6 separate regions of the Homo sapiens genome follow, and regions 1, 3, 4, 5 and 6 are each linked to region 2. Evidence: chromatin contacts called from ENCODE Hi-C or POLR2A ChIA-PET data. All regions are on one chromosome and are shown on one strand. Each heading gives the region's core, a stretch centred on a gene start or an enhancer-like site at or near the end of the contact. The rest is flanking DNA. Distances are from core to core; before and after follow the strand shown.

The links. A loop is a pair of places that touch in the nucleus more often than their neighbours do. ChIA-PET counts read pairs that join two places held with the same protein, here RNA polymerase II (POLR2A). Pooled maps may share reads with other maps.
Region 1: a map of IMR-90 shows a loop between it and region 2 (1.8-fold over the local background). The contact joins the enhancer-like site here to the promoter of PAFAH1B1 in region 2. A Hi-C loop is called at or near these places in 1 of 168 maps with a recorded cell type or tissue (IMR-90) and 1 of 50 pooled maps. POLR2A ChIA-PET finds 5 or more read pairs at or near these places in 7 of 52 experiments (H1, MCF 10A, OCI-LY7 and 4 more).
Region 3: a loop to region 2 is called in a map of naive thymus-derived CD4-positive, alpha-beta T cell, with 19 times the contacts of the local background. The contact joins the enhancer-like site here to the promoter of PAFAH1B1 in region 2. A Hi-C loop is called at or near these places in 2 of 168 maps with a recorded cell type or tissue (both naive thymus-derived CD4-positive, alpha-beta T cell) and 7 of 50 pooled maps. POLR2A ChIA-PET finds 5 or more read pairs at or near these places in 4 of 52 experiments (CD4-positive, alpha-beta T cell, CD4-positive, alpha-beta memory T cell, activated B cell and 1 more).
Region 4: a pooled map shows a loop between it and region 2 (2.6-fold over the local background). The contact joins the enhancer-like site here to the promoter of PAFAH1B1 in region 2. A Hi-C loop is called at or near these places in 16 of 168 maps with a recorded cell type or tissue (B cell, CD4-positive, alpha-beta T cell, CD4-positive, alpha-beta memory T cell and 9 more), 26 of 37 single-sample maps with no recorded cell type and 30 of 50 pooled maps. POLR2A ChIA-PET finds 5 or more read pairs at or near these places in 8 of 52 experiments (CD4-positive, alpha-beta memory T cell, HEK293, MCF 10A and 4 more).
Region 5: a loop to region 2 is called in a map with no recorded cell type, with 2.8 times the contacts of the local background. The contact joins the enhancer-like site here to the promoter of PAFAH1B1 in region 2. A Hi-C loop is called at or near these places in 1 of 37 single-sample maps with no recorded cell type. POLR2A ChIA-PET finds 5 or more read pairs at or near these places in 9 of 52 experiments (A549, Caco-2, GM12878 and 6 more).
Region 6: a pooled map shows a loop between it and region 2 (2.6-fold over the local background). The contact joins the promoter of RAP1GAP2 here to the promoter of PAFAH1B1 in region 2. A Hi-C loop is called at or near these places in 6 of 50 pooled maps. POLR2A ChIA-PET finds 5 or more read pairs at or near these places in 3 of 52 experiments (B cell, GM10248 and activated T-cell).

Annotation. Positions count from the first base shown.
Region 1 is chr17:2,456,370-2,460,982 of GRCh38, reverse strand. The region is part of intron 6 of METTL16 (methyltransferase 16, RNA N6-adenosine); the gene reads left to right. Among named protein-coding and RNA genes, the nearest start is that of METTL16, 53 kb to the left of the region's middle. Within about 2 kb of position 1,567, at least 7 of the 41 ENCODE cell types and tissues checked have a DNase peak (open chromatin) inside an H3K27ac peak, as active enhancers do.
Region 2 is chr17:2,591,400-2,596,207 of GRCh38, reverse strand. It overlaps PAFAH1B1 (platelet activating factor acetylhydrolase 1b regulatory subunit 1), which reads right to left and starts at 2,554. Exons shown (of 11, transcript NM_000430.4): 1 at 2,202-2,554. RefSeq lists silencers at 1,706-1,755, 1,816-1,875, 2,286-2,515, 2,566-2,785 and an enhancer at 2,620-3,348.
Region 3 is chr17:2,811,266-2,816,126 of GRCh38, reverse strand. The region is part of intron 2 of RAP1GAP2 (RAP1 GTPase activating protein 2); the gene reads right to left. Among named protein-coding and RNA genes, the nearest start is that of RAP1GAP2, 17 kb to the right of the region's middle. Within about 2 kb of position 1,391, at least 10 of the 41 ENCODE cell types and tissues checked have a DNase peak (open chromatin) inside an H3K27ac peak, as active enhancers do; they include CD4-positive, alpha-beta T cell, where a contact is called at or near this core.
Region 4 is chr17:2,721,733-2,726,658 of GRCh38, reverse strand. CCDC92B (coiled-coil domain containing 92B) reads left to right here. Exons shown (of 4, transcript NM_001355573.2): 4 at 1,659-4,926. The coding sequence ends at 2,248. Among named protein-coding and RNA genes, the nearest start is that of CLUH, 12 kb to the right of the region's middle. Within about 2 kb of position 1,764, at least 12 of the 41 ENCODE cell types and tissues checked have a DNase peak (open chromatin) inside an H3K27ac peak, as active enhancers do.
Region 5 is chr17:2,433,118-2,437,751 of GRCh38, reverse strand. All of the region lies in intron 8 of METTL16 (methyltransferase 16, RNA N6-adenosine), which reads left to right. Among named protein-coding and RNA genes, the nearest start is that of MNT, 34 kb to the right of the region's middle. RefSeq lists enhancers at 1,203-1,881, 1,882-2,560, 2,561-3,239, 3,240-3,919. Within about 2 kb of position 1,716, at least 5 of the 41 ENCODE cell types and tissues checked have a DNase peak (open chromatin) inside an H3K27ac peak, as active enhancers do.
Region 6 is chr17:2,794,964-2,799,745 of GRCh38, reverse strand. It overlaps RAP1GAP2 (RAP1 GTPase activating protein 2), which reads right to left and starts at 3,308. Exons shown (of 25, transcript NM_015085.5): 1 at 3,175-3,308. The coding sequence starts at 3,218.

The DNA.
Region 1 (4,613 bases), core at 318-2,817, 130 kb after region 2:
AAATAAACTTAAAGAAGGTAACAGCACTGAAATTCACAGAAAAGAGTTAACCAAGTCATGTGACCATTTCATGATGACTTTTTTTTTTTTTTTTTTTGAGACTGAGTTTCCCTCTTACTGCCTAGGCTGGAGTGCAATGGCGTGATCTTGGCTCACTGCAACCTCTGCCTCCCAGGTTCAAGTGATTCTCCTGCCTCAGCCTCCCGAGTAGCTGGGATTACAGGCATGTGCCACCACACCAAGCTAATTTTGTATTTTTAGTAGAGATGGGGTTTCTCCGTGTTGGTCAGGCTGGTCTTGAACTCCCGACCTCAGGTGATCCACCCGCCTTGGCCTCCCAAAGTGCTGGGATTACAGGCGTGAGCCACCGCGCCCAACCCTCATTATGGCTTTTGAGGGAACTAGAGCCAGCCAGGAAAATGGGGAACTGTAGGTGGCTCTACTAGGCTACAATAATAATGGGGTTGTTTTTAGGAGGCTTTTAAACAGTAAATTTCTGTTATTTCCAAAGTACCATTTGAACTACAAAAATATGTTTGAATAGAACACCATTCTAAGGGGTAGAAATGGACTCAGTATGTTCCTAGTCTGCTTATACTTGGCTCTGTGGCAGCCTGCAAATTGAATGAAGGGTGTAAATTTGCTAGGAAGGATAAAATGCAAGAGCCCATCCCAGCTCTGGAGAGCTGGCCATTTTGTGCTTGGTCTCATATATGGGAAACACTGCCCTTTAGGATTTATTTAAAACAGGGTGCAACTTTCTTCTCTGTGAGGACTCAAGCAGTTTGAGAGTTTAGATGAAAGAAAGGAAGAAATGAAGTGATTTTTACTGAGAAGAAACTAGAACAGTGTTTTGTGAAAGGGTGTTGCTTGCAAGTATTGTTTTCACTCACATCCTACCATGATGACTTACATTTGTACAACTACCAGTTCGTGTCCCCATGCATGTATATATACACATATATACACATACGTTTTCTGAGATGGAGTTTTTGCTCTTGTTGCCCAGGCTGGAGTGCAATGGTGTGATCTCAGCTCACTGCAACCCCCGCTTCCTGGATTCAAGCGATTATCCTGCCTCCGCCTCGAGAGTAGCTGGGATTACAGGCATGTGCCACCATGCCTGGCTAATTTTGTATTTTTAGTAGAGACAGGATTTCTCCATGTTGGTCAGGCTGGTCTCGAACTCCTGACCTCAGGTGATCCGCCTGCCTCGGCCTCCCAAAGTGCTGGGATGAAAGGCATGAGCCACTGCGCCCGGCCCCCATGCATATTTTTATAGTTGACATCATAATGTTTATACAACCGTGTGACTCACATTTCAGAATGCTCTGAAAATTGTGTATTTTGAAGCTCTAAAAAATAAGAGATTATAAACAAGTGCCTTAACCCTACCATCTGTTTCTTATCCCTGTAGAATGTTTTTCTCCTTGTCCCTGAAGAAATACAGGAACTAAGCAGAATTTGCAGCATTATGGGGTGAAATAAGTTAAATGTGTTGGACTGACCTCAGGATGGCGCTTGTGATGCCTCGCCTCCCCTGGGAGGTTCATGTCTCACCTCTGTCATGCTCAGCAGCAGTTAACAGTTTTGTTTTGTATCTTAAGGAATTTTGCAGCTGGAAAGACCTTGAGAGGTAAAGTTATCCAACCTCTTGGTTTACAGACTGGAAATTAGAACTCAGATATCCTCATTCTAGTCCAGTGGTCTTTCCACCACCCCTTGCAGCCTCTGCAGCTCTAAGCTGCAGTTGGACTCTGTGAAGAGCCTTTCTGTCGTTGATGAGGATTTACAAGTGCTTGTCACCCTTACTTTGGCTTTTTGTGCCTGTGGCTTGAGCTTACTTAATAGCTTTTTTTTCTCAAGTGACTCACCCAGTCCGGGCACAATGGCTCACACCTGTAATCCCAACACTTTGGGAGGCTGAGTTGGTGGATCACTTGAGCCCAGGAGTTCAAGACCAGCCTGGGCCACATGGCGACACCCCTTCCCTACAAATAATACAAAAATTAGCTGGATGTGGTGGCACATGCCTTTAGTCCCAGCTACTCGGGAGGCTGAGGTAGGAGGATCGCTTGAGCCCAGGAGGTCGAGGCTACAGTAAGCCGAGATTGTACCACTGCACTCCAGCTTGAGTGACAGAGTGAGACCCTATCTCAAAAAAGAAAAAAAAAAAAGGGACTCACCCATCTAACCTTCTAGATAAATTACCAGACTTTATCAAACTCCTCATGGCCTGAATTGTGTGTGAGTGTGTGTGTATGTGTGTGTGTGTCAGAGTCTTGCTCTGTCACCCAGGCTGCAGTGAGGTGGAGTGATCTTGTCTCACTGCAACCTCTGCCTCCCAAGTTCAAGTGATTCTCCCACGTCAGCCTCCCTAGTTGCTGGGATTTCAAATGTGTACCCCCACACTCAGCTGATTTTTGTATTTTTATTAGAGTCAGGGTTTCACCATGTTGCCCAGGCTGGTCTGGAACTCTTGAGCTCAAATGATCTGCCCCCCTTGGCCTCACAAAGTGCTGGGATTACAGGTGTGAGTCACCACACCCTGGCCCTGAATTTTTTTTTTTTTTAATTTATTCTCCACACCATAATTTTGTATGTTTTGGATTCTCTCTTGTCATTGGTTACCAGTTCTATAACTGATGCCCTTTATGGCAATGATTTTAGGCTTTTCTTAGGAACCAGAGATCTGTATTCTACAAAGCACCAGCGTGTCCCCTGCCAGATGATGGATACTGCTTGGATTTGGATATAATCCACCTATTTTGGGATGGGTAATAAATTTAATAATCTGGGCCTAGGCCAGGCACAGTGGCCCATACCTATAATCCTAGCACTTTGGGAGGCTGAGGTAGGACGATCAGTTGAGCTCAGGAGATTGAGACCAGCCTGGGCAACATAGCAAGACCCCATCTCTACAAAAAATTTAAAAATTAGCTGGGTATGGTTGCACGTGCCTGTGGTCCCAGCTACCCAGTAGGCCAAGGTGGAAGAATTGCTTGAGCCTGGGAGGTTGAGGCTGCCATGAGCTGTGTTTATGCCGCTGCACTCCAGCCTGGGTGACAGAGCAAGAGCCCGTCTCAAAAATTGGTAATAATCTGGGCCTTTTGAATGTGATTCTTTGGTTTGAAATTTTGATTTATCATTGGTAAAATGGAATGATAGTAGCTATCTCATAAAGTGGTTATAGAATTAAATGAATACATATTTGACATAATAATAATAGTGGATATTAAATAGGGTGATTTTTAACTCTTTTTTTTTTTTTTGAGACAGAGTCTCGCTCTGTCATCCAGGCTGGAGTGCAGTGGCGTGATTTTAGCTCACCGCAACCTCCGCCGTCTCCTAGGTTTAAGCAATTCTCCTGCCTCAGTCTCCCAAGTAGCTGGGATTAAAGGCACGCGCCACCATGCCTGGCTAATTTTTGTATTTTTAGTAGAAATGGGGTTTCAGCGTGTTGGCCAGGCTGGTCTCAAAACTCCTGACCTCAGGTTATCCGCCTGCCTCGGCCTCCTAAAGTGCTGGGATTACAGGCGTGAGCCACTGTGCCCGGCCGATTTTTAACTCTTGACTATTCTAGGAGGTTGCAGCATGTAGTATAAATGTTAGATAATGACTTTTTTTTTTTTTTTTTTTTTTTTTGAGACGGAGTCTCGCTCTGTCGTCCATGTTGGAGTGCAGTGGCGCGATCTCGGCTCACTGCAACCTCCGCCTCCCAGGTTCACGCCATTCTCCTGCCTCAGCCTCCCTAGTAGCTTGGACTACAGGCGCCCGTCACCACGCCCAGCTAATTTTTTTTTTTGTATTTTTAGTAGAGACGGGGTTTCACTGTGTTAGCCGGGATGATCTCGATCTCATGACCTCGTGATCCACCCGCCTTGGCCTCCCAAAGTGCTGGGATTACAGGCGTGAGCCACCACGCCCAGCTGACATTATTATTTTTATAATTTTGTTATCTCTTAAACAATATAACCACACTTACAGGAAATTAGAAAATGGAGAAAGCTGCTTTGGCATTTAAAAAAAAAAAAAAGGCCGGGTGCATGCGCCTGTAATCCCAGCTACATGGCAGGCTGAGGCAGGAGAATCACTTACCTGGGAGACAGAAGGTTGCAGTGAGCTGAGATTGAGACAGTGTACTCCAGCCTGGGCAACAGAGTGAAACTATGTCTTAAAAATAAATAAATAAATACAAAATAAGTAGCTTGACAGTCCGGGTGTGGTAACTCATGCCTGTAATCTCAGCACTTTGCAAACCTGAGGCTGGAGGATGGCTTCAGGCCAGGAGTTCAAGACCAGCCTGGGCAACATAGCAAGACTCTGTGTCTACAAAAAATCAGCCTGGTGTGTGGTGGCATGTTCCTATAGTCCCAGCTACTTGTGAGGCTGAGGCCTGAGGATCACTTAAGTCCAGGAGGTCAAGGCTGCAGTGAGCCATGATCACACCATTGCACTCCAACCGGGGCAACAGAACGAGACCCTGTCTCAGTCAATCAGTCAGTAGCTAGTGAGCTTAACAACAGTCCATAATTAACTAATTCTTTGTTATTGGGCATTCAGAGGTTTTCTTGTTTTCACTGTTAAAAAGAACATACCACTTCTTGTTTCTT
Region 2 (4,808 bases), core at 1,305-3,804:
GTATCTTTATATATTAATATATACACACACACACACAGGGACAAATAAGGAGACAATAAGTGTCTATTTTAAAGCAGGGACATTGCTTTTTATTCCAATCATTCAATGCCCATCATGCAAAAAAGGTGGAAAACATTAGATTTTAAGACTTACGACAGAGAAATGACTTAGTTGTAGCAACCATTCATATCAAATAACCTTACAAAACATAAGCAAGAGAAAGACGCTGTGAAAGGGCAATACAGCATTTCACAGCTTCTGCTCCCTTACTCCACCCAGTCTTCTCGGCTCAATGGCTGTTCACAGCATCCACAAATATTAGCCCATTTTTTTAAAAAAGGATGTGGGGGGAGGTACCAACGTAGGGCTTGCTCCATCAAAATCAACATATACAGAAATACTTCAAGTGAAAAATTGGATTCCTTTCTGATTTTAAAATATATACCAGCCTTCAATTTCTTTTAGGAGATTCCCCCCTTCTGAGCAATCCAAACAATGATCATTAATGAACACGAAAGAAATCACCCTAAATACAGATTACTCTTCTGCTTTATTAAAAACTGCAATTTGCAACTGCTAATTATTTTGTGAAACTGTGTCCTAAAAGACACCCATTAGAGATTAAAAGCTAGCTAATGCCTTAAAACCAAATCAGAATTTTTTAAGTAAAAGCTTTTACTATATATTCAACATCACTATGACACAGTCAACAGGAAATTTTCCTGATTATGAGACTGGACCCCGCAGCAATTAAGCCGCCCTGCTGCAGCAAAAAAAAAAAAAAAAGCAAACACTCCTGTGGCAAAAAGGGAGGGATGACATTATCACTGGTATGAAAGGCCCAAGCACTGTCTCCTCCGCCCTAGCCTCGAAAAGAAATTCACACAAAATAACCCACCCCCCCAACAAAAACAGAATTGCCAAAAATGGCACAAATTGTTTGTTTGGCCTTTAAAACCTTATGAAACTCCAAGACTGTGTGCTTAAAGGAGAGATGGGAATATCAGTAATATCTCTATTTGTCCGGACTGCCACTTAAGGAAAGAGGGAGGGGGGACCTTGGCATGACATCGCCCATTGAGAACGAGACCACAAATCTGGTCCTCCTCTTCAAAGGCGTATTTTCTTAACCAAAAGACTGATATAAATTGGGCCCAAACCCCAAAAGAAAATTTCCTGCCCTCTTCCCAAGGAGTTTCTTGCTAAGTCACTGAAGAAAGGTAGCATAACATATAAAGCTATGGTACCTTGCTCTCTCCTACTAAATACGGAAAACCTCTTCCCCTCTACTGCTACGTTTAGAGGTGCAGAGTCAAAATGTGTCGACCACCTCAAAGGCATTTTCTCATGTGGGAGGCTAAAGAGGGTAAATATGCAGAGGCACTGCGTTTCCCAAAGGGGCAGGGAGATGAGATTAGACGAAGGGGAATGGCAGGGAGCCTCGAAGCTGAATGTTAACAGCATCAAAAGGCAACTCCCGACCGAGGAGCCGGTGGCAGAAAGAAAATCCTGCCAGATTCGGTGGGTGGATGCTGCGGATTGCTCGGTGGGCCGGGCTGCCTCTCCTCGGCGGGTGCTGAGGCTGGACCGCCGCACCGGGGGCCAGGGAGACGGTGGGCCACCCTCCGCTGGTCAACCCCATCTTAAGGACCAGTCGGGGACGGAATGCCTGGAAGGCCCTATGAGTGCCCCGGCGGCGCGGGGCTGAGCCGGTCCCCGAGCCGATAACTGAGGGTGGGGTGGGGACTGCGGTGCTCGTCTCCGCGGCCGGGGAGAGCAGGGCCGATCCTTTTCCCCAAGATCAGAGAGCTACCTGGTCCCCACGCCCTTCCAACCCAAGAATACTTTTCTTGCTAAGTCACCGAGGGAGGAGGGCGATCCCTTCTTGGGGAGGGCCGCGGGGCGGGGGTCGCAGAGGCGCCGGCAGCCCCCAAAGCCGGGCCCGGGAGGAGAGGAGCGAGGGCAGCGCCCTCCCCGGACAGTCCCCCTCCTCCGGGTCTCTCACTCAACGGCCGTCGCGGCCGCCATTTTGAGAGCGAGGAGAGAAGAAGAAGGAGGAGGCGGCGGCGGAGGCAGGGGGAGGGGAGAATGGGAGGGAGGGGACCGGCGCAGCCACATCGTCAGGCCGCCGGGTCCGGCCTGCAGCCGCCCGGGCGCGGTGGAGGAGACAGAGGGGAGGGCGCAGACCCGCGCCGCCTTACCGGAGCGCTGCACCGCCGCCTCCGCAGGGCCTCTTCCGTCCTTCACTCCCATCCACCGGCGGGGGAGGGGGAGGGAGAGGGGAGGGAGGAAGGAGGGAGGGAGGGAAGGAGGGGGGAGGATGGCGCGCTGGGCCCGGGCCCGGGGAGGGGGAGGGGAGGGGAGCGGGCGGGCTCCTCAGCCGTTCCGGGGCTCGAGTCCAAGCTCGGCGCTCGCGGTTTCTCTCGCTCGCGCCCGAGCGCTCCCCTCCTTCTCCTTCTCGCTCCCTAGACTCCCGTGTCGCTGCTCCTCCGCTCGCTCACTCGCTCTCCCGGCCGCCGGACTCCGCCGCCGCCCCGCCGCTCCAGCTCCGTCTGTCACAGGAGCTGCCCCAACGCCCTGACGTCACCGCGCCGCCGCCGCCGCCGCCGCCGCCGCCCCAGACCCGCCAGGAAGAGGGAGGGGCGGGCGCCGGGAGCGGAGGAGGGGCTGCGGCGCATGCGCCGGGCTGGGCCGGGCCGGGGCCGCGCTGCCTTCTAGCGGGCGGGCGGCTGAGCGGTGCCACCCGGCCGGCGGGCGAGTCTGCGTGCGAGGTGCTGCTTCTCACGCTCCGCACGCTTCTGTTAACCTTGGGAGAGGCTCTTTTTTCCCAGCCCCTCGTCTGACTTGCGGCCCCTTCTGAACTCTGGCTCTGCTCACCTCGCTGCCCTGCTTTTGCGCTCATGCGGCCGACCGCGGCGTCCCGTTGGCACCGTGTGTGGCGGGCCCCGGGAGGCGCGAGAGGCAGCGGGGCCCGGCCACCTACCGCCCCTTTCTGCCTCCGGCCTCCGAGATGATTTCCCAGTTTGGGGGGGAATGAGGGAGGGGAGTAGGCTGGCTGGCTTGGGAGGAGGAGCTGTTGAGGTTAAAAGGCAGATGGAATGCTGTCATTGTCTTGATTTGTATTATAGATTCTTAATTGGGAGGACTCGCTTTTGGATATGATTCAGCTATTCTTCTCCTTAGTCACACACAGACATCAGAGTCTCTCCAGGTCTCGAAACGGATGCCCAAAGAAAGGCCTGGAACTGTATCCCTATAAGGGATGTCTGTGTGTGTTTGCTAAATTATGGATTGAAATATTGATGACAAGAGTCGTCTTGGGGATTTGTAGTTAATTTATTCCACACAGATACCTATGATTTTTCTTTTCTTTTCCTTTTTTTTTTTTTTTTTTTTTTGAGACGGAGTCTCGCTGTGTCGCCCAGGCTGGAGTGCAGTGGCGCGATCTCGGCTCACTGCAACCTCCGCCTCCCGAGTTCAAGCGATTCTCTGCATCAGCCTCCCGAGTAGCTGGGAGTACAGGCACTTGCCACCACGCCCAGCTAATTTTTGTTTTTTGTTTTTGTTTTTGTTTTTGAGATGGAGTCTCGCTCTGTCGCCCAGGCTGGAGTGCAGTGGTGCAATCTCCACTCACTGCAGGCTCCGCCTCCCGGGTTCACGCCATTCTCCTGCCTCAGCCTCCCGAGTAGCTGGGACCACAGGCGCCCACCACCACGCCCGGCTAATTTTTTTGGTATTTTTAGTAGAGACGGGGTTTCATCATGTTGGCCCGGATGGTCTCGATCCCTTGACCTCGTGATCCGCCCGCCTCTGCCTCCCAAAGTGCTGGGATTACAGGCGTGAGCCACCGTGCTCAGCCGACCCTTGATTTTTAAAAAGCGAGATTTGGGGTTCTGAATAATTCAATATGGGCTATTATTTTAATAACAGGTTTAAATGAGATTATCTTATCATTCATTTGTATTGTCCAAGGAAGCTTTTTTCTTGAAACAGGCTTAAGCTTATGTGTACTGATTTTATTGCGTCACTTTATGTAGGTAAATATATATATATATACTGCATTTGAGAAGCAGCAGAGTTAACGAAAGAGACAACTTAGGTGTAAATCCTGGACCCCGCACTTGCCAGAAGCGCGACCTGGGGCAAATTACCATACCTCTCTTTGGCCTCAGTTTCTCAATAAAAGACACCTAATAACTAACCCGGCTTTTGTGAGAATTACAGAGGAGGTGCAGCCTGTGTAAAGTATCTTAGTTTCGTGGGGACTTATAGGTAACTCATGTAAACATTACTGTTGCTTGATACCAAAACAAGTTTCCTTTGTTCAAGAAAGGTTATCTCTGCCAGGCACAGGTTGCTAACCCCTGTAATCCCAGCAATTTGGGAGGCCAAGGCAGGGATGGGGAGGTTGGGAGGGGGGCCGTGGATCACCTGAGCCAAGGAGTTGGAGACCAGCAGGTGCAACATAGTGAAACCTCATCTCTACAAAAAAATTTTAAAAATTAGCTAAGTGTGGTGGCACATGCCTGTAGTCCCAGCTACTGGGGAGGATGAGATGGGAGGATTGCTCAAGCCCTGGAGATCCAGACCAGCCAGGGCAACAAAGCAAGATCTCATCTCTAAAAACAAAAAAAGAAAAGAAAAACAGCCGGGCGCGGGGACTCACGCCTGCAATCCCAACACTTTGGGAGGCTCAGACAGGTGGATCACTTGAGGTCAGGATTTCGAGACCGGCCTGGTCAACATGGCGAAATGCCATCTCTACTAAAAACACAAAAATTAGCCGGGCATGGTGGTGTGTGCCTGTA
Region 3 (4,861 bases), core at 142-2,641, 220 kb before region 2:
TATTTTTACCAGATTATGGTTGCTATGGAAACAAGGGGCACCTTGGGCTCCCAGAGCTCAGCCCAGGTGCTGCTAACTCAAGGAATAAGGTCAGAGTGTGAATCAAATAAAAACCCGCTTGTCTGGGCCTTGTGTACACACACGTCTGCCCTTCTGACCACGTCCAGCCAGTGACTGCGTCCACGCATGTACCACAGGGATGCTCTGTCCTCAGCAGGGAGGCCTGGGTCCCGGTACACAATGCTCAGTGTGCCTGCGTAGGTACGCCTGCAGGCACGAGGGCACATCGCACAGTTACACGTGTGTGACCGCACAGCCCAGGACTGTTGTTAATATCGGAAATGGGGCCGGGTGCGGTGGCTCGCGCCTGTAATCCCAGCACTTTGGGAGGCCAAGGTGGGCGGATCACCTGAGGTCAGGAGTTCAAGACCAGCCTGGTCAACGTGGTGAAACCCCATCTCTACTAAAAATACAAAAATTAGCTGGGCGTGGTGGTGCGCGCCTGTAATCCCAGCTACTCAAGAGGCTGAGACAGGAGAATCGCTTGAACCGGGGAGGTGGAGGTTGCAGTGAGCTGAGATTATGCCACTGCAATCCAGCCTGGGTGACAAAGCGAGACTCTGTCTCAATAATAATAATAATAATAATAATAATAATAATAATAATAATATCAGAGATGTTAAGGCAGGTTACATGTGTTGAGCACTAGGTACCAGGCACTCTGTTCCCATTTCACCTGGATAATCTCATTTAAGCCTCACAACAAGCGCACCCACGTGCAGGTACTGTTATTATCCTCAGACAAAGAAACTGGGGCACAGAGAGGTTGCGCAGCCTGCCCCAGGTCACCCAGAGTACGTGAACCTGACTGCTGGAGCCGCACTGTGGGGGAAAGTGCTTTAAACGGCACTGGTTCCCGTGCAGCTGTGAAGCCAGCTGCCTCATCAGCAGCACCTCAGCGCTGGTAACACACAGGTTTCCTGGGCCCCACCCAGGCTGATGAGGCAGAATCCCCAAGCCCCAGGGTGGGGTCCGGAAGCTGCATTTTAACGAGGTCCCCTAGGTGATTCTGTACTGCAGCCAGGGTGGGCAGCCATGGGTCCAGCCTACGTTCAGCTGCCTGACAGGGTTGAACAGGGCATGGCAGGGTGGGACAGGGGCTGTCCCTCCCAAGTCCCGTTCCCGAGCTCGTAGAACAAAGCTCCTCAATTCCACGGGGCGTCTGCTGGTGGCAAAGCACCGAAGAAAGGGGCAATGGCTGCCGTCAACCCTCCCCCCCAACACCCCAGGGCAGGGCTACAAAAGTCAGTTATGTGGCTTTGTGGTCTGCCAGGCACGGATTTCCGCCCACTCCACCCTCTCAGAATGAGCTGGGTGTTGGGGTTGGGGGGGGTGGTACCACACTGCGGTAACCTACTGGTTCACAGCTCAACCCAAGGTAGGGAGGGGACAGCCACCTCACCTGGGTAACAAACAGTGAGACAGCCCGAGCTGGGCACGCTAGAGGCTCCCACGGTCTCAGACCCCAAGTGGGGAGGAACTCAGACAGAAACCACCAGATCCCCACGGCGCGGGAGGAGCTGCATGTGACCTGAGGTTCCGGCTGCCCCAGGGGCACAAGGAAGAGAGCCTTCCATGCCGATGGGGAAGGGGCTGTGCGTGGAGGAAGCTGCATGGAAGCTGGCCCTGGAAGGACGGGCAGGTTGTGACCCTGATGCTGACAGGGAAGGGGCAGCAAAGGCATGTTCCCTGTGGGCAGAGCAGCACAGCCACAGGCGAAAGTGCCCAGCCACACACAGCAAGTTCCACCCTCGGGCTGCAGCTGAAGATCAAGAGGAGGCACGATTGTGAGAAAACAAAACCAGAACTGACAGAGGCACAGAGAGGTTAAGTAACTTGTCCAAGGTCACCCAGCTGGTAGAGTCAGGATTTAAACAGAGGCTGCCTGACTGCCAAGCCCACAAATCAATCAGTAAGCTGGGGTCCCCACTTGGTGTCCTTTGCCCCTTTTCTTCTGTGAATATTTGAGAATGCTGTCAAGGTGAACCTACTAGGCCTAGAACAGTAGTTTTCAACGGAGTCGGGGAGATTTTATACCACTGCCCCAGAAATAGAGCAACGTCTGGAGACATTTTCTTTTTTTCTTTTCTTTTTTCTTTTTTTTGAGATGGAGTCTCACTCTGTTGCCCAGGCTAGAGTGCAATGGTGCGATCTCGGCTCACTGCAACCTCCGCCTCCCGGGTTTAAGTGATTCTCCTGCCTCAGCCTCCCGAGTAGCTACGATTACAGGCACGTGCCACCATGCCCGGCTAATTTTTTGTACTTTTTTAGTAGAGACAGGGTTTCACCATGTTGGCCCGGCTGGTCTCGACGAACTCCTGACCTCAGGTGATCCACCTGCCTGGGCCTCCCAAAGTGCTGGGATTTGTGAGCCACCATGCCTGGCCTGGAGACATTTTCATTATCACAGTGAGGGGTGGGTTGTGGGCATCTTGTGGATACAGGCTAGAGAGGCTGCGCAACACCCTACAACGCACAGGATGGCACCGTAAAACAAAGAGTCAGCCAGCCTCAAATGTTACCAGAAGCCCTGGCCCAGAGGGCTCACGCCCACCAGGAGCCCATTTTAACATCCAGCCTGACCTGAGTCATTGCCCAACCACTGACGGTCACCACACTTGTGTATCCCTTGGGGAAGTGCTTCCCAGGTTTGGCTGCCTATTGGAATGAACGGGGGATCTTTTAAAAGTATAGTTGGGCACCGCAGCTCACGCCTGTATTCCCAGCACTTTGGGAGGCTGAAGCAGGCAGATCACGAGGTCAGGAGTTCGAGGTCAGCCTGGCCAACATGGCTACTAAACCCCATCTCTACTAAAGATACAAAACATTATCTGGGCATGGTGGCATGCACCTGTAATCCCAGCTACTCAGGAGACGGAGGCAGGAGAAATCGCTTGAACCTGGGAGGCGGAGGTTGCAGTGAGCCAAGATTGCACCACTGCACTCCAGCCTGGGCGACAGGGCGAGACTCCATCTCAAAAAAAAAAAAAAGTACTGATGCTGGGTTCTACCCTCCGACATTCAGATTTAATTGGAACTGGGTACAACCTGGGCATCAGAATTTTTTTTTTTTTTTGAGACGGAGTTTCACTCTTGTTACCCAGGCTAGAGTGCAATGGTGCGATCTCGGCTCACTGCAACTTCCATCTCCCGGGTTCAAGCGATTCTCCTGCCTCAGCCTCCTGAGTAGCTAGGATTACAGGGAACCACCACCACGCCTGGCTAGTTTTTGTATTTTTAGTAGAGACAGGGTTTCATTATATTGGTCAGGCTGGTCTCGAACTTCTGACCTCAGGTGATCCACCCACCTCGGCCTCCCAAAATGCTGGGATTACAGGTGTGAGCCACTGCGCCCAGCCGGCATCAGAATTTTTAAAAGCACCTCCAGGTGAAACCAAATTGTAGAAAAGTTTGAGAACCACCGTCCTGGGGGAGGGAAGGAAGGAACAAACAAACTATTTGCTGTGACCCAAAGACAGCCCCCCACCAGATGGGGGCTGGGGGTCCCTACACCAGCATCCTGGCATGAGAAGCCCATCAGAGTCAGCACTATCAAGGTCTGCCTTCGGGCCAGCGTCTAGTAATAGGGAAGGCAGAGCTGGAGCCAGCTTGAGGGATGAAGAGTTAGTCACAGCTGGCAGAGACCGGAGGAGGAGGTTAATTAGAAAGCCTGTGTCACTGGGCAGGAGATAATGGGCCTGAACCGGGAGACAGGAGGAACCACCCCCCCATGACTCAGAGGCTTCTCAACCCAGTGACAGAAAAGAACTGGATCTGAAAGAGAGAAAAGGTTAATTGAGAGTCAGTTCAGTCTGGGAACAGAGCCGAAATGACCAGCCAGCCACTGAGGTCGGGGCAAGAGCACTGTTCTTGGGGATGACCTGGGGAGAGGGACTTGGGAGTCAGCCACAAAGAAACAAGAGCTGAGGCCTAAGGAGGTGAGCAGAGCAGAGGGTCCGGCTGACTCTGGTCTGCAGGGTAGGCTGCGGCCAGCTCTGTTCTTTAAAGTCTGCAGTTAGTTGTCAAGATTTTGTCTAAAACTCCAGATTTCCGGCCAGGCGCAGTGACTCATGCCTGTAATCCCAGCACTTTGGGAGGCCGAGCTGGGGGGATCACCTGAGGTTGGGAGTTCGAGACCAGCCTGGCCAACATGGTGAAACCTCGCCTCTAGTAAAAATACAAAAATCAGGCCAGGCGCAGTGGCTCACGCCTGTAATCCCAGCACTTTAGGAAGCAGAGGTGGGCGGATCACCTGAGGTCAGGAGTTCGGGACCAGCCTGCTCAACGTGGTGAAACCCTGTCTCTACTAAAAATACAAAAAATTAGCCAGAAATGGTGGCGCATGCCTGTAATCCCAGCTACTCGGGAGACTGAGGCAGGAGAATCACTTGAACCCGGGAGGCAGAGGTTGCAATGCACCAAGATCGTGCCATTGCACTCCAGCCTGGGTGACAGAGCGAGACTCCGTCTCAAAAAACAAAAAAACAAAAAAATACACACACAAAGAAACGGATTTCCAGCTGCTGTTATAAAATGGAAGATCCGCTAAGACAGGCCAGCATTCTTGCAGTGCCCAAGAGCTGAGGGTCCAAGTCAGAAAGCAGCAAGGATGGAGCTGATGGAGAAGCAGGAAAAGAACCAGGGGCCAGCACGTCACAGACGACAAGAGCAGCCCCTCACGTCCCGACCCTGCCCTGACCACCTCTGTGTTGTCCTATCGCAAGTTAGCAGCACCCCTGCTCAGGGTCTCAGCTTACTGATCTGTAAATAAGGAGGGTGAGGCCCATCGCCTCTAGCTGTC
Region 4 (4,926 bases), core at 515-3,014, 130 kb before region 2:
CTGGGTGACAGAGTGAGACTCTGCCTCAACAACAACAAAAGAGGCCAGGTGCAGTGGCTCACGCCTGTAATCCCAGCACTTTGGGAGGCTGAGGCGGGAGGATGACCTGAGGTCAGGAGTTCAAGACCATTCTGGCCAACATGGTGAAACCCCGTCTCTACTAAAAATACAAAAATTAGCCGGGCGCGGTGGCTCATGCCTGTAATCCCAGCACTTTGGGAGGCTGAGGCAGGCGGATCACGAGGTCAGGAGATCGAAACCATCCTGGCTAACATGGTGAAACCCTGTCTCTACTAAAAATACAAAAAAAAAAATAAGCCAGGCATGGTGGCGGGCGCCTGTAGTCCCAGCTACTCAGGAGGCTGAGGCAGGAGAATGGCTTGAACCCGGGAGGTGGAGCTTGCAGTGAGCCAAGATTGCGCCACTGCACTCCAACCTGGGCGAGAGAGCAAGACTCCATCTCAAAAAAAAAAAAATATATATATATATACAAAAATTAGCTGGGTGTGGTGGTGTGCACCTGTAATCCCAGCTACTTGGGAGGCTGAGGCACGAGAACTGCTTGAACCCGTAAGGCTAAGGTTGCAGTGAGCCGAGATTGCACCACTTGCACTCCAGCCTGGCGACAGAGCAAGACTCTATCTCAAAAAAAAAAAAAAAAAAAAAAAAAGACGTGATAAAATGCCCTATGGAGGAAACAAGGACACTGACTCCCTTCCTGTGCACACTGGCAGCTCTTTCAGTCCCTTGCTCTCTGGACTTTTACACAAGCTGTTCCCTCCATCTGCAGCATCCTTCTCTCCTGTCTTCACTACTTAACTCCTGTTTATCCTTCAGATCTTAGCTCAAGTCTCTTCTGCTGGGAAGACTTCCCTGATGAGGTCACATTCTCCAGTTACAGTCACAGCATTGACTTTCCACATGTCACATTTGCAACCTCACACGTATTTGTGATTATTTACTATGTCTCTCCCACTATGCAATAAGCTTCACAGAGACCGTTTTATTATGCGCCCTATCTCCAATACCTAACACAATGCACAAAGTCAGGGCTCCACAAATTCTCTGTGGAATGAATAAAGGGCCAGGAAGGGGTTTGCACTTAAGCTGAAACCTGAAGAATTAGAGACCAAGCAGAGGGTAGAGTAGGTACGAGGGCGGAACAAGGAAGGCCACTGAGCCGACGCGTGGGGAAGGAGGGGGAGCGCGGTAGGACGTGCAGGTGGGGACGTGGGGAGGAGTGGGGCTTTGTTTTGTTTTTTTGTTTTTGCTTTTTGAGACGGAATCTCGTTGTGTCACCTAGGCTGGAGAGCAGTGGCGTGATCTCGGCTCACTGCAACCTCCGCCTCCCCGGTTCAAGCGAGTCCCCTGTCTCAGCCTCCCGAGTAGCTGGGATTACAGGCGCCCACCACCACCACCACCACGCCCGGCTAATTTTTGTATTTTTAGTAGAGACTGGGTTTCACCATGTTGGCCAGGCTGGTCTCGAACTCCTGACCTCAAGTCCATCTGCCCATCTCGGCCTCCCAAAGTGCTGGGATTGCAGAAATGAGGCCCCGCGCCCGGCCTGGGGGTTTTGTTACACGGAGCTCTGAGCCGTGCAGGTTCTGTTCCAAGCCAGGGGGAGACCGTCACCTCTGGCCTCTGCCCCGTTCCAGAGGCGGCGTCCCGGGAGCTGGAGAGCAAGTGCCGCGCGCTGGAGTCGCAGCTGGAGGCGCGTGCTGCGGCCAACGCGGAGCTGCGGCGGGAGGTGGCGCAGCGCGAGGCGCTGGTGTCCGCGCTGCGCTGCAGCCTGCGCACCGAGGAGCGCCGCTTCCTGGAGGAGCTGCGCCGCCGCAGCCACCGCGCCACCGTGCTGGGCACCGAGCTGCAGAAGCACACCGAGGCGGCCGCCTACCTCTCCTGCCAGCTGCACGCGGCGCGCCAGAGACTGCAGGCCCCGCGCCCGGGCCCCGGCGCCACCGCCGAGCCCAGGCCACGCCGCCGCGCACTGCGAGCCCGCCGCCCGCCTGCTGCCCACGAGGCCGCCGCCAAGGGCCCCGGCCGGGACTGGGCCGCCTGGGACCGCGGGGCCGGCGCCCTCGACGACGCCGACCCCATGCCCGACCCCGCGCTCTTCCTCTATGCACGCAGGCCGCTGCGGCCCAGCGCCCGCAGCCCGCGCCAGCCGCCTCCCCAGGAGCCCCCGGACCGAGCCGGCCCGCAGCCCGCGCCCAGCCAGCCCAGCGCGCCCGGGGACCCGGAGTAGGCGCCAGGCTGGCCGGGGTGACGCGGGACGGACGGGGAGGGCCGGCCAGGGACGCAGCTCGGTCCCCGCAGGCAGGTCCCGGGTCGGAGGGCAGCCGCCCCTCCTCCAGGAAGCGGGGCGAGGCGGCCCCGGCTCCCCCCAAATCCCCGAACCGCCAGCCTTTTGTACTTCCCGACGTTTCCAAAGCTTCGAGCCCTCTCCTCGCGCGAGAGTTCCTCCGCGGGGCCGAGCGGGGGCACCTTCTCTACCGAGAGGACTCGCCGTCCCGATCCTGGCCTGGTCCCACCTGCCTGTGAGACAGGAGGGGCGGGGGCCACGCCCTTCCCCGGGAAAGCCGACAATCCTTGGTGGGGTGGGGAGGGCTGGGCTCGCCTACGGAAAGGGACGCAGAGTGGCATTGGCGCCCCAGGCCCTCTAGCTCCCCACCCCCCGCCTCCCCCACCCCCGCGCCGACGCCCTTCCCGCCAAGCCTTCTTCCTCCCCAGGAGAGGCCCAGGCTAGGGGCTGGTCCTTCTACCCCCACCCTGACCCTGCCGATAGGTCCTTGCAGGTGAGCACGGAACACTTTAGAAGACACGTCCTCCCAGAGCCCCTGGTGGGAAAAGTGCGCCTGATGGAAGCCTAACTTCCATGGGCCCTGGGAGAGGATTACAGAACCGCCTGGTTGGCCGGACTTGGTCTAGAGCCGTCTCCAGCTCAGCTCTTCCCGAGTCGCCACCCCGCTGGGTATGCAGGGACTGGGAGCTCTGCTGGGGAAGGGAGGTGACAGGCCTGCTGCTGGCCAGGCTTCTGGAAGGCAGGAGCTGTCTTCCTTCTCAGGAGGCAGCCCCAGGCGTTTTCCTGGTCCTGTTTATTGGTGCTAATGTTGCTCGGCTTCCTAATCAGCTGGCTGCACCCAGAGACAAGAAGAAGAGAGCCTTGGCTGGGCGCGGTGGCTCACTCCTGTAATCCCAGCACTTTGGGAGGCCGAGGTGGGCGGATCACCTGAGGTCAGGAGTTCGAGACCAGCCTGGCCAACGTGGTGAAACCCCGTCTCTACTAAAAAATACAAAAATTAGCCGGGCGTGGTGGTGCACGCCTGTAATCCCAGCTACTCCGGAGGCTGAGGCAGGAGAATCGCTTGAACCTGGGAGGCAGAGGTTGCAGTGAGCCAAGATCGCGCCACTGCACTCCAGCCTGGGCAACAAGAGCAAAACTCCGTCTCAAAAACGAAAAAAAGAAGAAGGGCCTGGCTTCTTGGAAGTGGCAGCTACTGATAGGAGTTTGGGTTTGTGTTTGCTGGGGGGATGGTGGGAGCACAGGTTAGTCCCCATCCTGGCCCCCTCCACGGATGCCCCTAAACCTATCAGAATCTGGCAGTGGCGGGCTGCTCAGTTCCCTGCTGTCTAGCCTGGGGAATGGCGACGTGGAAAGGGGAAAGCCCCACCTCCTAACGCCCCTTCTCCCAAGCTCCCCGTCCACCACCAAAGGCAGGAAGGACAGTTTCAGCGCAGCTTATTCCCCCACCCCCAGCCCAGCCTAGAAGGAAACACAAACCCCTCCAGCCCGTGCCATCCCTCCTGTGTGGGTCCTGCATCAAGTCCTAAGTGCCTGTGAGGTCTTCCAGGGGCTTCGAGGGGAGGACGTGGGGCAGGGAGAGGCCTTTGCCTCCCTCACAGACACCCCTTTCCTGACAGGTCCTGACCCTGGCTGAGGCCACACATTCTGTCACGCAGGGGTCTGGGAGGTGAGCAGAGTCAAGCTCTAGGGGTGACGAGCTCTTCTCCCATCACAGCCCCATGAAGAAGGGGGAGTCCCAGATCACACCCCCTTTCTCTCCATTTGTTGGAGCAGGAAATTGGCAAGAAGTAGAAACCAGTGAGCGAGCGCACTCAGGGCCAAGCAATGTGCGGCTCTCCCAGCTGACGCCACTCGGGACTGCCCAAGACCACTGAGCAATAACCACGCCTGGTCTGGGGTGTCCAGCTCCTGGGATGCAGATGGCTGAGGTTGGGGCACCCTTGGGACAGTGCTCTCCAGTCCAACTTGGGCCAAGAAGGTGGCCTGGGGTCCTTGCTCTGCCTGCCCCCACCTCTACTCTCTACTAGTCCTGTGGTTGCGCCTGTACCATCTCTGTCCCCCCTCAAGTGTGTGTAACTCACTGCACCCCTATTCTGTCCCCCTCCCTTTCAGAACCTGTCTTGTGTGTGAGGGCCTCACTCCTCTCTCGGAGGTGCCCAGAGGACTGTGGGAAGAAGGGCAAAGTCTCTTTCCAGAGGAGCGTGCACAGACCCTCATCTCCCACGACCACACTTTTGGGGTGAACAGGGTGACTTTGTTAGGTCGATTCTTCTGCAGAGATGGTGAAGTACTCTATCTGCCCACCCACCCACTAAAAGCCATAGCTCCGTCCGCCTGGCCTCCCCCCAGCTCTATAGCAATAGCCCCCTTCCCCCTTCCCTCCTGGGCATCCAGGGTGTCCAGCTAGGGGCCCCCACCGCACTCTGGTCCCAGGGATCTTCCAGTGGCCTGCCTGCTTCTCCCGAAGTGACCCCATCAGCTCCACCCAACTCCCATCCCTCTTCCAGCAACCACAGATAATGACAATTGTTTGTGAGGTGCTTGGAGATCCCCTAGATGAAAGGTTCTGGGTGCTGGGGCAGCTGACTCACTGACTCTCAGCTGAGGTGCTGGAGGTG
Region 5 (4,634 bases), core at 467-2,966, 160 kb after region 2:
ATGGTGAAACTGTGTCTCTGCTAAAAATGCAAAAATTAGCTGGGCGTGGTGGCACTCCTGTAGTCCCAGCTACTCGGGAGGCTGAGGCACGAGAATTGCTTGAACCCAGGAGGCGGAGGTTGCGGTGAGCTGAGATTGTGCCACTGCACTCCAGCCTGGGCCACAGAGCAAGACTCTGTCTCAAAAATATTAAAAATGAAATAAATAAAAATTTTTTTAAAAAACAAAATTCAGGTAACATAACCTGTAGAAACATTTTGCAGATATAATTACGCTGGTGGACATTCCTCAAGAATTGAAAATGAGGTCTCTTTCTTTTCCTTACCACTGCTGCTTTCCTAGAATAGCTGCCTCTTGGGGCTCCTGGAGAACGTAGAAGTTGACTTTTTGGATTGCAGGCTTTTGATGTGCAACACTTGGGGATCATTTTAATGAAGGGTTCTGTCTTGGCTTTCAGATTAGCACTAGAATCTTAACCATTTTTGAAGCTGGGTGATAGATCATTATTCCTTTCTATTTTGTGTGTGCTAGAACATTTTCTGGAATAAAAAGTTTAAAGAAATGATTTGTGTCCAGGCCTGGTGGCTCACACCTGTGATCTCAACACTTTGGGAGGCCGAGGCGGGCAGATCACTTGAACTCAGGAGTTCGAAACCAGCCTAGGCAACATGGTGAAACCCCGTCTCTACAAAAAATACAAAAATTTTTGTATTTTGATGGCGCATGCCTGTAGTCCCAGCTGCTGCGGAGGCTGAGGTGGGAGGATCACTTGAGCCTGGCAGGTAGAGGCTGCAGTGAGCCCTGATCGTGTCACTGCACTTTCTGCACTTCAGCCTGGGGCAACAGAGTGAGATCCTGTCTCAAAAAAAAAAAAAAAAAAGGTTTGTTCACAGATGTCTCTTTGTCCTCAGTGCTGCTATAGGTAAAGGAAAACCACCTCTGAGCTGGCCAGACTGAATGATTTTCCGGGCAGTGACAGAACAGCATCTGTTGCTTCTCACAGTTCCCTCCCAGGTGTGGTTGGCTTCTTGTTGCCTGGAGATTCCCAGCTGAAGTGTCTGCACACACTGCCCAGCAGGTGCTCTTCCTTTCTTAGTATGTGCGGGGACCTGACACCTGCTGCTTTGCTCCCTCAGCGCCTACAGTGGGCTTGTTCTGGGTGCTGTTCTTCCAAGCTCTTGGCTGCTCTTGGTCTCTAACGTCATCTTACATGTTGCTGTGTGTCTGAGTCTCTTCTCCTGCTCTTGTAGGGTAGAGGAGTAGAGACATGTAGCACAAGGGAACAATTTGCAGATACTACCATGTTTCTGAAAACAGGAGCTTAAATCCGAGGTTGAGCCTGTCCTACTCTGCAGCTAGAAGTGCTGCTGGGTTCAATTACACTCCCCAGTGCCATTTGAATGGCCCTTCCATGAAGGGTAGACTCCTGGACAGTGCAGTAAGTTATCTAGAGGTTTGTGTTTGAAATAGTCTCTGGTTAAAAAGATGCTTCTCCTTTTTTGACACCCCTCACCACCCCGAAGAATTATCCTTTCTGTCATTTTCTAGAATATCAGGGCCCTCACACCACATGGTTAAAATCATTAGTAATGCTCTGAGTTATCCCCGTGGAGACACTAACAGCTGCAGCAAACTGGAACTGCACCTGTTTTCAAGTGCTTTCTGCTTCACCCGCCTCCCACATGTGTCGGCGCTGCAGGTGGAAGAGCAGATAAAGCACCCTGGCACTCCACACCAGCTCCGAGACCGAGTCCTCCGGGCCCTCCTGCATGAGTAGCCTTGTCAGGTCCACGTAGTAAAGGGCACTGCTTCTGTGTTAACAAAACCAGCTTATTTTGCAAAGGAACCCCCTAAGCTTCCCTCCCCTCCTCTCCTCTGTTTTGGGGCATCCTTCAGCCCCGTTCATAGTTCTCAACCATCAGAGAATGCTGAGGGCCCCAGATTCCCCCCCTACCAGAGTCTTCCTCCCTCCCCACCACTACCCCAGCCCCAAGCCGCTAATAATGCACTCCCATCTCAACCATCAGAGAATGCTGAGGGCCCCAGACTCCCCCCTGCCAGAGTCTTCCTTCCTCCCCACCACTACCCCAGCCCCAAGCTGCTAATAATGCACTCCCAAGTGTTCTGTTAGACGCACTTCAGCCGCTACAGGAAAAAACGGCAATTCCTGATTTGTAGTAACCCAGCAACAGTTTCTTAGCACTGCTGCCCTTGATCGGCAACTGCTTTCCCCAGGGGGTCGTCCCAGGGTACTCACGAGGTTTTTATTTAGCCATCCTCTTGGTTCTCTTCCCTCTTCCTAGACCTCTCTCCCCACCCTCGTTTTTTGAAAACCCCATCTGACTTTCCCCCTCTTGCTCCTGGTGGGGGTAAGGAAGGAGGAGGATGCTGCTTTAGACAAGGAATAGAGCTAGTTAAGCAGAAACATTGACCTATTTCCCCACCCCCACTCCCGCCATTTTAGGGTAAATGTGCAAGTTACTATGGCAACTTCTGTTTTCACTTATCTCAGGCCTACTGACTCGTTTCTGTTGGTGCTGAATGCTGAAAAATTCTAATTCACTGGTGATTCAAGTGCCCACACTCAGCCCATTCCTGTTGTCTGGATTTCTTTTAGCAACAAAAAGGTCCTAATGTTGATAGAATTTTGTTCCATAATTTCAGCTAATGATGAATATAAGGAAGCATGTTCTACAAACTGTTCTCTGCAGAATTCTAACAAGCCACTTACCTCTTTGTTCCAGCTCTCCGCTAATTGCCGAAAGCATTATTTTAGCTTTGTTTTGGTTTGCTTGAAGGAAGTTTGACGTTTGTTAGGAGAAAAAGGGGAAAGTGTAGCCCTAGTGAGTTGTTCACTCTTGGTGTGAGCACTGCTCAGGAACTCTGGGCTTAAAAAGGATCCCCTGCATTGAAGACATTACCTTTAAGCCTGGGACGTGGCTGTCTAGGGAGTAAGAACTAGAGGGCTTTTTGGAGAGCAGATGGAGGAGAGGTGTCAAATTAATTAGGCAACTTTGTGCATGTTGGAGCTGGGTATCCTGACAGTGCCCAGCTCCCTTCTCCTTAGGTTTTCAGTCTTGTCCACATAGCTGAGGGATGCCAGGTAGGTGCCCCAGGGTGGGGCAGACATCAGGCTGGTACTTGAGACCTCCCTCTCATTTTAAAGAGCTCATCTGCTTTTATCATTATTATGTGTTGATTTATTTGTTGAAAGTGTCCTGCTGTTAAGAAATGGTTTGGGCTGGCCGTGGTGGCTGATGCCTGTGATCCCAGCACTTTGGGAGGCCAAGGTGGTGATCACCTGAAGTCAGGAGTTTGAGACCAGCCTGGCCAACATGATGAAACCCCATCTCTACTAAAAATACAAAAGTTAGCTGGGCGTGGTGGTGCACACCTGTAATCCCAGCTACTGGGGAGACTGAGGCAGGAGAATCGCTTGAACCTGCAAGGCGGAGGTTACAGTGGGCGGAGGTTACAGTGAGCCGAGGTCACGCCGTTGCCCACCAGCCTGGGTGACAGAGTGAGACTGGGTCTCAAAATAAAAAGAAGTTTGAATAAAAATAGTTTGAAAACCAGTACTGTACCAGGCTGTGCATTATGCTACAAGATGGACAGGGGCTGAGCTCTTGAGCAAAACCAAAGCTTAGGACCCTCTTCTTAGTTACTTTTCTTCTTAAGTGTGGTCTTCATTGTGATGATAAACAAATCAGACATTGTTTTCTGTTACTCACAATGATGAGTTTTATAGGAAAGAAAAACACGTGGAGCTATTGATCCCGATCTGCAGCAGATTTGCATGTGAGTAAGTGCTGAGTGGTAGGGGCAGGAGTGGCCAGGAGTTGAGAAAAGGAAGTGGCTCAGGCTGGGGCTAGTCAAAGACCGCTTTATGGAGGAGGAGTCGCCAGCGTCTGACTCGTAGGTCGGTGGGTGGCGTTCCCAGTGTTTGTTGTATGTTTAAAGGAATGGTGTAGGACTTGCGTTAAAGAGCAACATCGTGCGCAGGATCCAGTAGATTTAGTAGATTTGAAGCACTGGATATAATATTTGTTGTTGTTTGAATACTTCACATACATTATAGTCTCATTTTATTTCCACCTGACAGCAATCGAGTGAACTACGTCTACTGCAGGCTCCAAAAAGTCAGGTTAGAACCCAGATGAGTCTGATTTCACAGCCTGAGCACCTAATGTCACTCTGACACTCTGCCCGCCACGGCCCTATGTTGTTCCTGGCCTGGCCAGAACCTGCTCATGATGGCCTCACATCTTGCTTATGGACCATCCTAGCAGTTTCTCATCTGCGAGTGACTGGATTCATCCTGCAGTCAGCATCCTGCTCACCCACTCCTGAGTGGCCACCTACCACAAGTGGGAGGAAGTACAGCTCCTCGTTTGGCTCCTTGGGCCTCCCAGATCTGTCCTGACTTTCCATCCTAATCACTCCCAGTTGTCCTGACTGTACTGTCTCCACAGCCTTCCCATGGTGCCGAAGTCAGAGCTGACTTTGTACAGCCTTTGCTCATACCCTGTTCTGATCCTTCCCTCTGACGTCCTCCACTGCAACCCAGCCCAGTTCCAACTTACTTGCATAGAGCTCCCATAAGCATTCAGCCCATAGAACCTGGACATCTCTCC
Region 6 (4,782 bases), core at 2,059-4,558, 200 kb before region 2:
ACTGTCAGTATCTCCTCTTGTGGAAGGGTCGTGACCACCACTGTCACCAGCACTGCCACCAGCACCAATGCTGCCTTTGCAACATCACGATTCGTGTCACCATCACTGTCCATGTCACCACATGTCATCATCAGTGTCACCATCACTGTCAGCTTCACTAAAACTGCCACTGGCTCCAGCATGCTGGAGACCCTGGAGGCTCTTTCCGGCACCCTTCTCTGGCCAGCCCAGCGCTGCCTCAGGCTTCCCACAGTCACAGCTCCAGGGAAGAGGAGAGGACACGGAGCTGAGCCAGCCCACAAGTCACCCTGAGGCCTGGAGCTAGGGGACGGGGTCCTTTCACTCTGAGTAAACTCCCAGCACCTTCTGATCTCAGTTACAACAGCAAAGCAAGCGGCACCCCGAGGGGCCTGGCCCACGTCTCTCCCAGTTTCTTCCTCACACGTCCTCTTGAGTCCCTTCCTTAGGGCTTCCACTACTGGTCCCTGAGGGTCTCACCCTGGAATCCCCACCCGCTCTGGGGTGCAGACCCTCCTCTTCCCCCATTCAACGCACAGACACCCAGATCCGAGCAGGACTCAGAGCCCCACACTCTGCTGTAACGCGTGCAACCCAGAGCTGCCGGATGGCAGCCCCTCACAGCAGGCGCTTAGGTTTTACATTTTCTCAAGGAATCTCCTAATTCTTACAACAGCCCTGTGTTGTGGGTAAGGCAGAAATCCCCCACTGACACAAGGGGAAACTGAGACCCAGAGAGAGGAAGTGTCCCATTAGAGTTCCTCAATGGTCAAGGTGGAGTCGGCGCTGGAACCGCTGGAACCGGGGCTCCTGGTGCGTGCACCTCTGACCGCTGTCGGGTCAGCCCCGCCCACCGCACCACCTACAGGCACCGTGGTCACAGCAGCCCTGGTTCAAACCACGCCTACACAGCAGCCAGCCCACCAGAGTTCCCACATCAGGGTGTGGCCTCAGGAGGGCAGGGCTCTGGTTTTGGAGAGGCTGAGATGGGAGATGGAGAGGACTGTGAGGCTGGGCCTTTCCCTTTCAGGAAGCCAAGGCTCCTGGGCACTCCTCCCTCTCCCATCCCATCCCACCCACCCTCATCACCTTGTCTGCCCCTGGTGCCAGAGGTTATCCACCCTGCATCCAATGGAGCTTGGAAAACACCAGCCCCAGAGATTCTGTTCACTGTCTGGAGGGACCAGGGCTCCAGGAATCCGTGACACCCCCTCCCAGCTGACAGCCATCCCAGATGAGGAGGCCCAAACCCCAGTCTCGCCCCCTTTCTTGCTGCCTTAACCTTCCAAGCCCAGAAGGCCCCGCCATCCCGTCAACCTCAAGGGGCCCCAAGCAGACACCTGCTGTGTGCAAAAGACCTCGATGAGTCCACAAGCATCGACTGAGCCTGTGTGACATGCCAGGCTTCCAGGTGAACGCGACGGGGCAGGGCCTGCCCTCCTGGAACCCACAGCCTAGTGGACACTGAGCCAGCACACAAGGGCGTCTGGGACATCCTAGGGCTCTTCCTCCACCTTCGGCTCACCCTAGACCTCCTGAATCTGAATGTGCATTTCATTAAGGAAGCCCCAGTGAGAAGGGCTGCTAGAGAAGAACTTGGAATTCTGCTTTCTATCTTGGCAGCCCTGGGCAGCCACACTCCTGTCTTCCCCCTCACCTGCCCAGATTCAAATCTCAGGCCTGGCTTTGCCTTGTGCTCTGGAGCTGTGGGTCTCAACACAGAGGGCTTCATATGGAATGAAGCTAGGCTGAGACCGGGACCTGTGCACCCGGAGCTTTCTGGCGACCAGCCTTCCATCTGCTCCACACCTCCCAGAGAAAGGCGGGCCTTGGAGGGCACAATCTAATTGCTGGGCCCTGCCCTGCAAGGCCCACAGCCAAGACACACACACCCCTCCCAACCAGAAGCCAAGTCCTCTGCTGCCTCCCGGACACTGGCACCTACCCTCGGGGTGGCAGCTCCCAGATCCAGGCGTCAGGGAGGGCCCGAGAGCAGACACAGGCGACGCTGTGCCATCTTCTCATCCGCACCATCCCATCTGCCAAACATGGAGTGCCCACAGTCCCCCCCTGCCAGAGGATGGATGGCAAAGTGCTTTTGAAGAGGAGGAAGAGGGAAATAAGCCACACACACGGAAGCGAAAAATTACCGAGGAACACAGCCCCTCTCCCCCTCGCCCTTCGTGCCACCCCCATTAGTCCACCATTTTCCACACCGGGACACCCCCCGGCCACCTCCCGCGGGGCCCTCTCCCAGTCTGACAACGCCCCCAGCCCAGGCACTGAAAGGAAACCGATCATGAAAACCACCAGACTCTGTTCCCCAGCTGCGAAGAAGCTGCCAGCACTGGGAACCAGAGACAAGCCTTTGGCCTTCGTGTGCCTACCTTCTGCCCCCCGCCGGGAAGAAAAAGCACATCCCTCATCCCAGACAGAAGCTTAGAGGCAAGAGTGTCCAGAGGGCCAGGCAGGAGGCTGGGGACAGATGCAGCTGCTCAGGCTAGGACAGAGCTAGGGTGGGCTGCCTGGGGTGCAGGTGGGAGACCTTCTCTCACAACCCACCCCCAAGACAGCAGGCAGCCCAGAGGTCCAGCAGGTACAGACTCCCCTGCCACAAGGCCACAACAACAGCACAGACAGGAGCATCACACACACAAACACGCAGACACAAGCACACACAGACACAGAAGGCCAGAAGTGCAGACAGGCAGCTGCCCACATGCACAGGCACACACCTCACACACGGTCACACGGACTGGCAGTCACAGCCACACACACACGCCTGCACACACAGGCTCAAACGCGCACACACACACTTACACATAATCCCAGACACGCACACACATACATGGGAACCTGCGGACACAGAGACACACACATTCAACTGCAGTCACACTCATGCTATCCACCTCCCCACGGGCAGCCGGCGCAGACCTCCAGGATTCGCCAGCAGATTGTGCCCAGGGACAGTGGGGAAGGCTTACGGTCTCTGATGTCCCCACCAGGATCCTGCATCTCGACCTGCCAGGGCGTCAGCAGACCCAGCTCTCAGGCACAGCCCGAGCCCCTCTGTTCCCACGGCCGCCAATGCACTTAACAAGACTTCACTTCTAAGTTCTCTCCCATCATTCCCCCACCCTCCCACCTGTCACCCACCATCCGAAGCCCCCAAAGGAGACACTGCGCTTCCGGCCAAACATGGTTGTGGCTGCAGAGCCCGGGGTCCCAGCGATGTCCCAACGACGTCCCCGGGGCTGTCCGCAAGAGGGCCGTGGTACAGCGGGGTCAGTGCCGGTGCAGGGCGGGGAGCCCAGCGTGGCACCTCCCTCTTCGCCTGCCCCCAACCCGAGCTTCCTGTGGGTGAGGCTGCAGAGCTGGGAGGTGTGTCCTGCACTCCAGGAGGCACCAAGATAGGCCGAGGAGGTTGTGGAGGGCAGCTTCCCCACACCCAGAGGAACCCACAGCTCCGGAAGGGGCTCGGCTGGCAGATTGCTCCACAGCCCCAGTTAGCAGCCCGGCCCACACAGCCCCAGCTTCCTGGAACCCAAAGGCGCCCCAAGGATTCCCACAGCCACGCCTAGGAGGGACAGAAAGATTCAGCTGGAAGCCTCAGGGACGCCTGAGCACTGGGGACCTTCACACCCACTCCCGAGGGCTGCCTGAGACAGGGACCTTTGCCTGCCTGCCCCACCATGGCTCGGCACACGCCAGAGGAACCAGCCACACACATGTCATTCCACTAGCACACGTGGATGTAAGTATACATGCACACGCATGGGCACAGGGGCACGTGGGATGCACACATGGACACACACACGCCCAGGATACCCAGGTACACACAGATACATGCACGCAGACATACGTATCATTAGACACCTGTACACACCTGAGCACAGCGCGGCACACACGCTCCCGTGCACATCCACACACCACTTCACACAGGCATCAGTAGACACACCTGCACACGCTTCTCACATACTGACAAAGCCCCATTGGACACGTGCACAGACATGAACGCATACACATGTGCCCGCAGGCACTCATCCACATACTCAGACCACATCACACTGCAAGGGGCATTCGCATGTACACACACATGGGCACAGAGCTGTACCTGTCAGCCGCCCCCCACCCCCGCCGCCAAGTGTCTAGACAGAGGTCAGAGCAGTGGCATGCTTCACGCTGGCTGTGTGGGGTGGGGGGGCGGTACCCATGTGCGGGTGGATTTGTCTTCCCAGCTGAACCGCAGGGTTCGTCCTCATCTCTGCATGCTCAGGTGCTGGTCCTCATGCCACAGGGCTAGCGTGTCCTGCACGCATCCCAGTCTGCACACCACAGGGCCAGTGCTCATCTCTGCACGCACTGGTGCTGACCACACCTGGTACACAGCAGGCACTTACTAATGGCAGCCCCTCAAAGGGATGTGGCACGTACACTACAACAGACACTGGGGGGAGTGGGCACAGATAGGGCCCCAGGCCCCACCCTACCCCCAAGCAGTGGAGAAAGGGAAGAAAACGTCTCAAAAAAAAAAAAAGAAGAAGAAGAAAGGCCGGGTGTGGCGGCTCACACCTGTAATCCCAGCACTTTGGGAGGCCAACGCGGGTGGATCACCTGAGGTCAGGAGTTCGAGACCAGCCTGGCCAACATGGTGAAACCCCATCTCTACTAAAAATACAAAAATGAGCCAGGCATGATGGCAGGTACCTATAATCCCAGCTACTCTGGAGGCTGAGGCAGGAGAATCGTTTGAACCTGGGAGGC